Regions from separate parts of the Homo sapiens genome. Here region 2 is linked to region 1. The links are chromatin contacts, found by Hi-C or POLR2A ChIA-PET in ENCODE. All regions are on one chromosome and are shown on one strand. The core of a region is the stretch at or near the end of the contact, and the rest is flanking DNA. Distances in the headings are between cores, read along the strand shown.

Evidence for each region. A loop is a pair of places that touch in the nucleus more often than their neighbours do. ChIA-PET counts read pairs that join two places held with the same protein, here RNA polymerase II (POLR2A). Pooled maps may share reads with other maps.
Region 2: a loop to region 1 is called in a map of CD4-positive, alpha-beta memory T cell, with 4 times the contacts of the local background. The contact joins two enhancer-like sites. A Hi-C loop is called at or near these places in 1 of 168 maps with a recorded cell type or tissue (CD4-positive, alpha-beta memory T cell) and 5 of 50 pooled maps. POLR2A ChIA-PET finds 5 or more read pairs at or near these places in 1 of 52 experiments (Panc1).

Annotation. Positions count from the first base shown.
Region 1 is chr3:113,285,732-113,290,767 of GRCh38, reverse strand. BOC (BOC cell adhesion associated, oncogene regulated) reads right to left here. Exons shown (of 20, transcript NM_001378074.1): 20 at 3,309-4,093. The coding sequence ends at 3,906. CFAP44 (cilia and flagella associated protein 44) reads left to right here. Exons shown (of 35, transcript NM_001164496.2): 35 at 1-3,838. SPICE1-CFAP44 (SPICE1-CFAP44 readthrough (NMD candidate)) reads left to right here. Exons shown (of 52, transcript NR_183050.1): 52 at 1-3,838. Among named protein-coding and RNA genes, the nearest start is that of BOC, 77 kb to the right of the region's middle. Within about 2 kb of position 3,332, at least 12 of the 41 ENCODE cell types and tissues checked have a DNase peak (open chromatin) inside an H3K27ac peak, as active enhancers do.
Region 2 is chr3:113,548,246-113,553,278 of GRCh38, reverse strand. The region is part of intron 1 of SIDT1 (SID1 transmembrane family member 1); the gene reads right to left. Among named protein-coding and RNA genes, the nearest start is that of SIDT1, 18 kb to the right of the region's middle. Within about 2 kb of position 1,263, at least 3 of the 41 ENCODE cell types and tissues checked have a DNase peak (open chromatin) inside an H3K27ac peak, as active enhancers do.

The DNA of each region.
Region 1 (5,036 bases), core at 2,083-4,582:
TTTTACTTGGGCCATTTGCTGGTTTTGATATAGATGAGGAGATAATGAAATAGATTTACTAGAGATCATCTTTAACAATCACCTTTGATTATGCATAACATTTTAAACTAATTGAAGAGTATCCTTTTGGTTTGGGGGTAAGTGCTCATTGAAGTTCATGGCTATAACCATTGCAGGATAATCTCACTGACATTTGGAATCCTGTTAGTAACAGAGCATAGCTCTTTAGATTAAGAGCTCTGTATTAACGAGCTACTCATTGAGGCTGTTCCAGGATAAGCTGGTCACTGAGAAGGGCGGGTGAAGAAAGGAACATTGCATAAATGTAGAAGGGAACTCAGCAATGCCAAGTCTTCCTCACCTGTGATTAGCCTGCTAATGTGCCCCCCAAAATTACAGACAGGTCTTGCTTTCTTTGTACATCAGCATATTCTTAGAGGTGGCCACTTGGCCTATTGTCTTCCTAAGATTCCTTCATATTCCTATTTAAGAGGTCAGAATACCTTATTGTTTGCACTTGTCACCATTAATTTCTGATGTAGTCACTTCTCTACTGGAGAGCACCCACTTTTTTTTTTAAATCACTTTCTGTGTTGTATATCCTAAGCCATGTGTGCCTTTCAAGTATTTTTAAAAATATGCTAGTCATAGCCCTGAGTGTCTTATTTATTGCGGTAAAAAATTACCCCCAAACTTAGCTTGAAACAACAAACTTGTGATCTCACCCAGGAGTGAGAGGGTTTCTGAGGTCCAGGAATCTGGGGACAGCTTGGCCGGGTGTTCTGGCTCAGGGTCTTTCGTGGAGTTGCAGTCACACTAGGAGCTGGGGCTGCAGCCATCTGAAGCTTGGCTGGAGCTGGAGGGGCTATTAGCAAATTCACTCCCTTGGCCATTAGGCAGGGCTTCAGTTCCTCGCCATGTGGGCCTCTCCATAGGGCCGCTTGGGATATGACTTCTCCCAGAGCAAGTGATCCAAGAGTGAGGGAGACAGCAAGAGAGAATGATGTATACAAGAGCCACAGTCTTTTACAGCCCAAGCTCAGAAGTGACATAGCGTCACTATTGTCATATGGGTCACAGGCTGACCCTGTGTGATGTGGGAGGGGACTGAACAGGGTGTGAATGCCAGGTGGGGGTCACCGGGGCCTTCGTGGGAGCTGGCAGCCACAAGAAGCAGCTGCCTGGAGAGAGTGGCTGGTCTCTGAGAAAGGTCTTGAGGCGATACCATCCCCTTGGTAATTGTAGAGAATCAGGAGAAGTTACGTTATCTTCCTGGGCCTCATTTTATTATCTGACAAATGAAGGATTGGTAGAATGGGTTCCTTCCCATTCTGAGATTCTGATTCTGATTGCAGCAAGAATGGACCTACAGTCTACAGAAGAGCCACATCAGGACTTGCTGTGCATTTCAACTGAGAGGAAAGCTAATCGGGATAATTATTCCCAAACTGAGCTGGACTAAATCACTAGTTAATTCTACAATATTCAGGGCTTCATTCCGCATGTTTGGGAATTGACGACAGTTAACACTGAATTACTTTATTTTGAATTGGACAAAATATGTTGATAGCTTTAGGTTCATTTCAACTTGATTCCAGGCTTAGTCTTAAATCTGTAGTTAAGTTAGAGCATCTGAGTCTTTGGGAAGTTAAGCTTCAAACACAAGTAGACCAGCAGGGTGTGGCATGGGCAGGGTGGCTGGGAAGCTATCCTGCTCCTGGCACACTTCCCTGCCTTCTGCTGTGCTCCCAGAGGAGCAGCCTCACCTCTGAGGGTAAGGCCAAAAATCAGCCTACACTGAGTTACTTGTGGGTCAATTGTTCATATAACTTGGCTCTTCTGAACTGTCATCCATAGTATCACCGATGATCAATCTCAGCATTGGAAGAAAAAGAAACCACAGAGTCCAGCCCCTCTGTCACAACTTCAGAGTAAAGGAGTTGCTCATGCCTGCCAGCCAGCCTGTCCCACCACAGCGGGCTCCCCAGCTTAGGGAGGTCTGTGAGCCATGTGCTAAATTTCTCTTTAGAGCTAAATCCATTGAGTGCTATGATTCCAGTGCTGTGCAGAAAGCAGATGTTTCACCTATCACTTCAGAAAAGTTCACCAGACTTCATTTTGACAGCTACCTTAGATCATCAAGGAGAAAAAGGAAAAAATGTAAAAACCAGTGGGGCTAGAAGGTGAGTTACAGCTCAGATTGGGGGGCCTCTGGATAGCAAAGCAATGACTGAGAGCGTCAGCCCTACCCACCCCAGAAGTGAGCTCTGGGCCGTGATGCCAGGTTGTCTGAAATCACAGTATCTTATTTTTTCTCTTCTCTTCCCTGCTCTGCTTCTCATTTCCTAACATTTACCTGTTCCTTACAGTCCTTCCTTTTAAATAATATTTTTAAAATACTGCTTTCCTGAAAACCATGCTGCACTTCCACATGAAGTTCTCTCTGACGTTGAGCTTGATGGAAAAAGGATGCAGAAGTCAGGAATAGCAGGTGCTATACTTATTTTGGCCAGCAGAGGATGCACTTGCCCTAAACAGTCAGAGTGACTCTTCCCTAGGACCCTGTTTATCAAATTCTTCATGTTTAAAAGCCAGGGTCTGGCCCCCCACTTAACGAGATTGTCTCAAGTGGCATTTCATCTGTAACTCAATTTTACAGAAATCTAGAAAATACAGGCTCCCCCCACCCTCTCCAGCCCCAAAACACAAAGCGTAGTAAGGCTTTCATTGCAAGCATCAGTCTCCATCTAATTCCACTTCCACATATAAAGATTTTAAAATTTCAATTAAAAAAGAATCTATGGTTGATCCTTTGGTTGGACAACAGTAAGTAAATGTTGATTTTAAACTAGTGAGTCAACTACTCTGGCAATGTTGGTGTATCTTTGGAAAGAAGGGAAGTGAATTTATTATGCACCATATGTCCATGTGTGGCACAGCACTTAGCTAAACAGTATTTTGGAGAAAATATTTGGTCTTCAACACACACCTATATAAAAAAGATTAGTTCTATTTCTTCAATATGACCTAAACTTCATCTCAAGTCCAGTTGGTAAGAGAACTATGAACCTGTTTTTCCTGGTCTGTTGTACAACGGTTCCCTTGTGGACTAAACGGTAATGTGTTCTGCATGAATCCAAGCACAACTGACATTCACTGTTTTAAAAAACAAAAAAGAGAAACATTTACTACCTTTTTCAGATCTCATTTCTGATGGACCTGAAAATATTGTAAGTGGGTATTTTCTTCAAATACTCAGAGACTGAATTCTAACATGTAAAGAAAATGCTGACTCACACATGACTCAGTTTGAAGGTTACAGGGAAGACTAAACATTTATTTAGAAGTTACAGTGTTTGTTTTTACAGAGATATGTTGCCACGGATTATTGATTCTGGAAGGTTTTTTAATGCTCATAGTGCTGTACACATCTTGGTCTGTTCTCATGGGCATCTTAGGAAAATGTTTCCCGTAGCACCGGATCCAGCCATCTGTGTGGGTGTCTCCAGGCTGTGATACCGTGCCCCTTGCTGTTCCCTCATGCTCGTGATGAACCATGTGCCTGGGATCCTTCCTCTTGCCAGCTTATCTGTGGGCCTCCTGCAGCCTCGCCTGCCACTGCAGAGGCCCCAGGTTAGGAGTCTGTCCCGCGCCAGCCTGTGCGGTGCTTTCCTGGGTGACTCCTGTTAGGTGGCAGCTTCTTTATTTTCCCTCTCCAACCTCAACGGGTAGGACTCCTTATGTCTCTCCAGAATTATAAAACATATACATTTATTTACAAGTGCATAAATATATAAATATGGCTATAATAGAAAAATAAATACCAATTTTCTCTGTCTCTTTTTTCTTCTTTTTTTTTTTAAAAAAAAAACAATATATAGTCTTTCTGGGATATCAGCTTCTGCCTAAATTGTGAGAGGTGGTGTTTCAAAAGACACACGCACCAGTGGCCCCGGGGAGAGCTGCATTCCAGGTTCCTGTCCTACGTAGGCCCCTACGGGGTGCTGGGGACACCAGTCTCCTCCACTCACTTGGCAGGAGTCAGGACTGTCCACCTCTTCAACTGGCACAAGGCCCAAGCAGCATGGGGGCCCTGAGGGGAGAAAGAGTAGGAACCATTAAAATCCAGATTGACCGAGGAGCCAACACCCAGTGACACTGGGCCAATCTCTATCTGTGGTGGAGGTGGTTACACTGGCTCTGGAAAGGGGACAGAAACCTACAACCGAGACAAGGGCACTTCTGTTCCCTCCAAGGTCTCTCATCAAAACAGGGAGGGCCACTTGCCACCCATTTCCCACTCATGCTGGGACTGTAGAGACTCCCGCACTGAGCCCACACCACAGGAGCAGATGAAGTCAGTGCAGCCCGTGAAACGCAGAAGGAAGCCCTGCTCTTTCTATGTTTAGGCGGCTAGTCCACCCTTTGCTATGGCTTCTGGTTACAATCATCCCACTCACAATCCAGTCCCCCCAGATTGACACGGTCCAGTTTAAATGATGCTGGGTCGAGCTTTAGGACCCAGCATCTTTTAAATTTAATCTCCTAGAGACAGAGTCCAGGATCTGCCTATGAATGGGCACACACACAGAGAAGCTAAGAAACGTTAGTGGATACTTGGTGCCCTCACCAAGTATCCACTGATTTCTAAGGAGACTAGCATGGAGGAAGACAATGGGATGGGCTTAGCGTGAATGGCCCAAAACTCCTTGGAGAAAAAGTTCCGTGGAAGTACAAAGAGTTATGATGATGATGTTTGTAAGAATTTGGCTCCTTAATGATTGAGGCAACCTTATTCCTTAATTAAGAGACAAGCCTCAACAAAGCAAGGCATTTCAGAGTGATTAGAGAATGCCTCTTAGTGTGATGAGCAGCAAATGGAATTTGTGAATGGCCTTGAAATGCACAGACCAAAAAGGGCTTTTTTCTCTGAAATGGAGAAATAGCCTTTTTCTCAGAGGCTGAGGACCGCAGCTTATCATGTTGCAGTAGAACCCACTTGGACATCCCACAGACCTACTGGGCCTTCAGCAGTG
Region 2 (5,033 bases), core at 14-2,513, 260 kb before region 1:
AACTGCTTTCTAAATGAGCAAAACCAATCATCTGCAAACATCTTCCTCTTCAAAGACAACTTCTTGAGACAAGCAGAAGGGACTTCAGGGAAGGCCATGTTTAAGAGAGAAAACCATTTTTAATTGTGGAAAGAACATTGTGGCAGAGATGATCTATGCCACTTGAATTCACTCTGATGCTCAGAGGAGATGTTCCTCTTTTAATGGTTGAAGGTAGATGGCAGCAACACCCCAGCTTTTCCCCCTGTCACATCTTGGTTCCTGCCTATGTCTGGGCCCACGAAGTTGTTTCTAACAAACGCCCCAGCTTCAGCTCCCTCCATGAAGATGTTTGGTGGGGTTGGTTTTGGGGTTACTCAGCATCCAAAACCCTTGCATGTTCTGGAGGAACTACTCCTCCTCCAACCCACTGTGTGAATTTTGCGGGAAGCAAGGCTGCCCATGGATGTCAAAGGGGCCGGATACAGGACCTGTGCTTGGGTAGATGGATATGCCCATTTGGTACATTCAATTGTGAGTAAATGACACAAAAATGAAGGGAGAGTTTCAAGTTCACTGGCAGTGGTGATATCAATAGGGTCCACAGCAGCGGGGTCCAGGGGTGACCATATCTAGTGGCAGTGGAGGCAGTGGTGTGGGGGAAGAACCCCAAGCAAACCATTCCTGTGGCATGACTGCTGCTATAATTTCCTGCAGCGTAGTCTCCCTTGGTCCCGAAATGTTGTCTGAGCCCAGTAACTTACTTTTGTGAGCTACTGGATATCTTTTTAATGAATTCTTTTCCTGCTTATATTTGCCAGTTGCTTTCTGTTGTTTGTAGCTAAGACCCTTGCACGAACCTATGTCCTCTTTCCTTTTCTGTCCATGTCACTCACACCTCACAGCCATTTTAGAGTCTCCCTGTCTACAAACCTCCCCAAATCTTCATTGCACACCTAGATCTCACCACTGTTTGTCTCCCTCCTTATCCTCCAATGCTTATCCCTTTGTTAACCAGAGGAACATTGTCTGACTCTTAGAAAGCTATAATTCTTCCTCCCCGGTGAAGGTGATATGGAGAGAAAGGGAGCGCAAATACAGGATATTTTTTAGAAGGCAGGAGAAAAGAAGAAAATACAACTGTGGACACTCAAATGTTAACTTTTTGGCCCATAACATATGCTCCAGGTAGGCGTTTATTTAAGATAGGTGTGAGTCACGTTGTTCACAAAAGGGCAGTTAAATCTAGAGGGACAGAAACAGTCGGTTAGTCCTGTTTGTCATGGCTTATCTTCATGGTGGCTTAGTGGGGACCCAGAAATACCAGTTCTCAGGAATAACACTTCCCTGAAGTAACAGACAGGCCAACTGCTCGGGTCTCCAAGATGCCCTGTTCCTGACACAAAGAAGGAACCCAGCATTGATGAAAATAAAACACACACACTACACACACACACACACACACACACACACACCCCTAAAACTTTACCCCCGGGATCCACAGGGAGTCAGAGTAAGACCATGGTTCATGGGAGGCTGTGGCTCTTTGAAACACTAAAGAAAATTTGACAACTTTATAGTTTTACTTAGTATCAACCCAGCTTGCCTGGTACACAGACAAACAGATGGCTGGACAATTCGTTGGGGGAAAACGATAATAAAAAATCTTGTTTCAGTTTTCAGTAATTGTAAGGGAGTCAGACATAGTCTTAAATTGCATGATCAAAAGACACGACTGTGAAAATATGATATTTAAAAATTATTTTTGTTGTTGATAAGCATAGCTGATGTGCTCTCGTGGGCACATCTTGTGATTTAGTACAACTATCTTGAGGAAATACCCTTGGGAACTTGAGTTACATTCCTGGCTATGCTTCAAACTAGTACATGATTTTGGGCAAGTAATTTATATCACTTACTCTCAGTTTTCTTCTTTGTTAAGTGGGAAGAGATTGGGAGATTTAAAAGGTACTTTGAACCTCAAAACAGAAATACCATTCGAACCAGTAATCACATTACTGGGTATATGCCCAAAGGAATGTAAATCATTCTATTATAAAGACATCTGCATGCATATGTTCACTGCAGCACCATTCACAATAGCAAAGACATAGAATCAACCTAAATGTCAATCAATGATAGATTGGATAAAGAAAATGTGGTATATATGCACCATGGAATACTACACAGCCATAAAAGAGAATGAGATTATGTCCTTTGCAGGGACATGGATGGAGCTGGAGGCCATTATCCTTAGCAAACTAACACAGGAACAGAAAACCAAATACCGCATGTTCTCACTTATAAGTGGAATCTAAATGATGAGAACACATGGACACATAGAGGGGAGCAACACACATTGGGGCCTGCTGGAGGGTGGAGGGTGGGAGGAGAGAGAGGATCAGGAAAAATAACTAATGGGTACTAGTCTTAGTTGAGTGATAAAATAATCTGGGTGATGAAATAATCTGTACAACAAAGCCCCATGACACCTATACAACAAACCTGCACATATACCCCTGAACTTAAAATAAAAGTTTAAAAAGAAATAAAATAAAATTTCAAGAAAAAAACTTAAAAAAATTTTTTTAAAGGTCTTTTGAATTCTTAAAATATAGCTACCTCTTTCCTATGGTTCAAAGGATTTTTACATGTTTCTTTTAGCGATGGACAAAAAAACCCAGAAAAAAAGTCTCAAATGCAAGCCCAATTATATTTCTGTAGCTAAAGAGAATTGACAAAGATAAGTTCATTGACTTGGATAAAGGAAATGATGGCACATGACATCAATACAAATATATACTGACTGCCCAAGTAACATGTGTTCTTCATCTTCCGCCACTGGAAGACAGATTTCCACCACTGGAACTCTATAGAAAAACCTTGATAATTGGGAGATCAGCCCTCTAGCACCTGAGATTATTCGTTATGGCTCTGAATCAGAACGTAAAGAACAAAATTTACCTCTATTATAAGAAAATAGAATATGCTTGCCATTAGCAAAGCCTCAAACAATCACAGGATATTACCCAGAAAAGAGGGAGAATCTTGATGGGCTGACCATGTTCATAAGAAATTTGAAAGACAAAAAGGATAGGAGAAGCAGAGAGACACAGATACATAGGGAAAGGGAGTGGTAAGAGAATGGTAGAGTTTAGCAATGCTGGCAGCAGAAGTGAAGGTTGGGAATGGTGATAAGAACACTGAGCACCAGGTGTGGGGCTGCTTCCAAGTCTTTGCACCAAGGCAAAGTATAATTGTGAACATGTACACAATAGTGTAATGCTAAAAATATAGGGAGATATTTTCAACAAATGATGCTAGAACAACTGGACAGCATATGCAAAAAAATCCCTCCCATCTAGACAGAGACCTCATACCTTTCATAAAAATTAACTCATAATGGATTATGTCTAAATGTAAAATGGAAAACTACAAAACTTCCAAAAGATAGCGTAGGAGAAAAATTGAGGTGACTTTTGATTTGGTGACAGCTTTTTATATACATCACCAAAAGCATGATCCATGAAAAAAATTAATATGATTGTTTATTAAAATAAAAATATCTGATCTGTGTAAGATACTACTAAGAAAATGAAAAGGCAAGGCTCAGACAGGGAGAAAATATTTGCAAAATATTTATCTGATAAAGGACTGGTATCCAAAATCTACAAAGAACTCTTCTCAACAATAATGAATAAAACAACCAAATTTAAAAATAAACAGACATCTTACCAGAGAAGATATATAGATGGTAAACAAGCATATGAAAATATGATCAACAACATTGGGTTTTGCAATTAAAGGGAAATGCAAAGCAACAATCAGATGCCACTATACACTTATTAGAATGGCTAAAAGACAAAATTCTGGTAACACCAAATGCTGATGAGGTTGTGGAACAACAGGAACTCTCATTCATTGCTGGTGATAATTCAAAATGATACAGCTACTTTAGAAGAAAGACAGTTTGACACTTTCTTACAAAGCTAAACATAGTCTTACTATATACTCCAGCAATCATCCACCTAGGTATTTACCCAAATGAGTTGAAAACTTATGTCCACACAAAAACCCGCACACACATTTTATAGCAGCTTTATTCATAATTGCTCAAAATTGATAGCAACCAGATGTCCTTCAATAGAGGAATGGATAAACACACTGTGGTATATCCAGACAATGAAATATTACTCAGCATTAAAAAGAAATGAGGCATCAAGCCATAAAAAGACACGGAGGAACCTTAATGTTTTACATTTTGCTATGTAGAAGAAGCAAGTATGAAAAAGCTACAAGTTGTATGATTTCAACTTCTGCCTTCTTAGGGTCCTGGCTGGGCCTGAAAATTAAATTGGTCTAAGATAGATCAACAGGAGAAAACCATACAAAGTTAATATAGTTTTTTGTGACACGGACATCCTCATGAGGAAATGAAGACCCAAAGACACAGTTAGATTTGAATACTTATATATTGAATAAGACAAAGAGTAGTAAATTGTAAAAATGTGACAAGGCAAAGGGGCTTGGGCTAAGGTAGTTAATGGCAGGGAGAAGTGGCCAGGAAGATAAGGGTTAGTCTAATAACATTTGTACAGAGGACCTTCTTTCGCAACTTCCCACCCTTGATGATGAGAATCTTACTTTCCTTTTAATATAGAGAGTATCTTTCAAATGAATTACAGTTCCTGCTTTTAAGAAACAGAATGAAGGTCAGAGTGACCTTCTTGCATCTGTTGTTTTTCAAGTAGTTTTAACTCAAAATAGTCAATATGCCAGAGTAGCATATAGTGGAGTGGCATGTTCCGAACTCCTTCACAACTACGTGACATTCTGGAAAAGGCAAAACTAGAGAGACAGTAAAAATAAAACAAAACCAGTGGTTGCCAGGGGTTCAAGAGAAGAGAATAAAGGATGAATTAATGGAACACAGACTATTTTCAGAGGGTGAAACTATTCTGTACAGTACCATAATGGTGGATACACAACATTATGTATTTCTCAAAATCCACAGAACTGTGCAACACCAAGAGTGAACCCCAATGTAAAATACA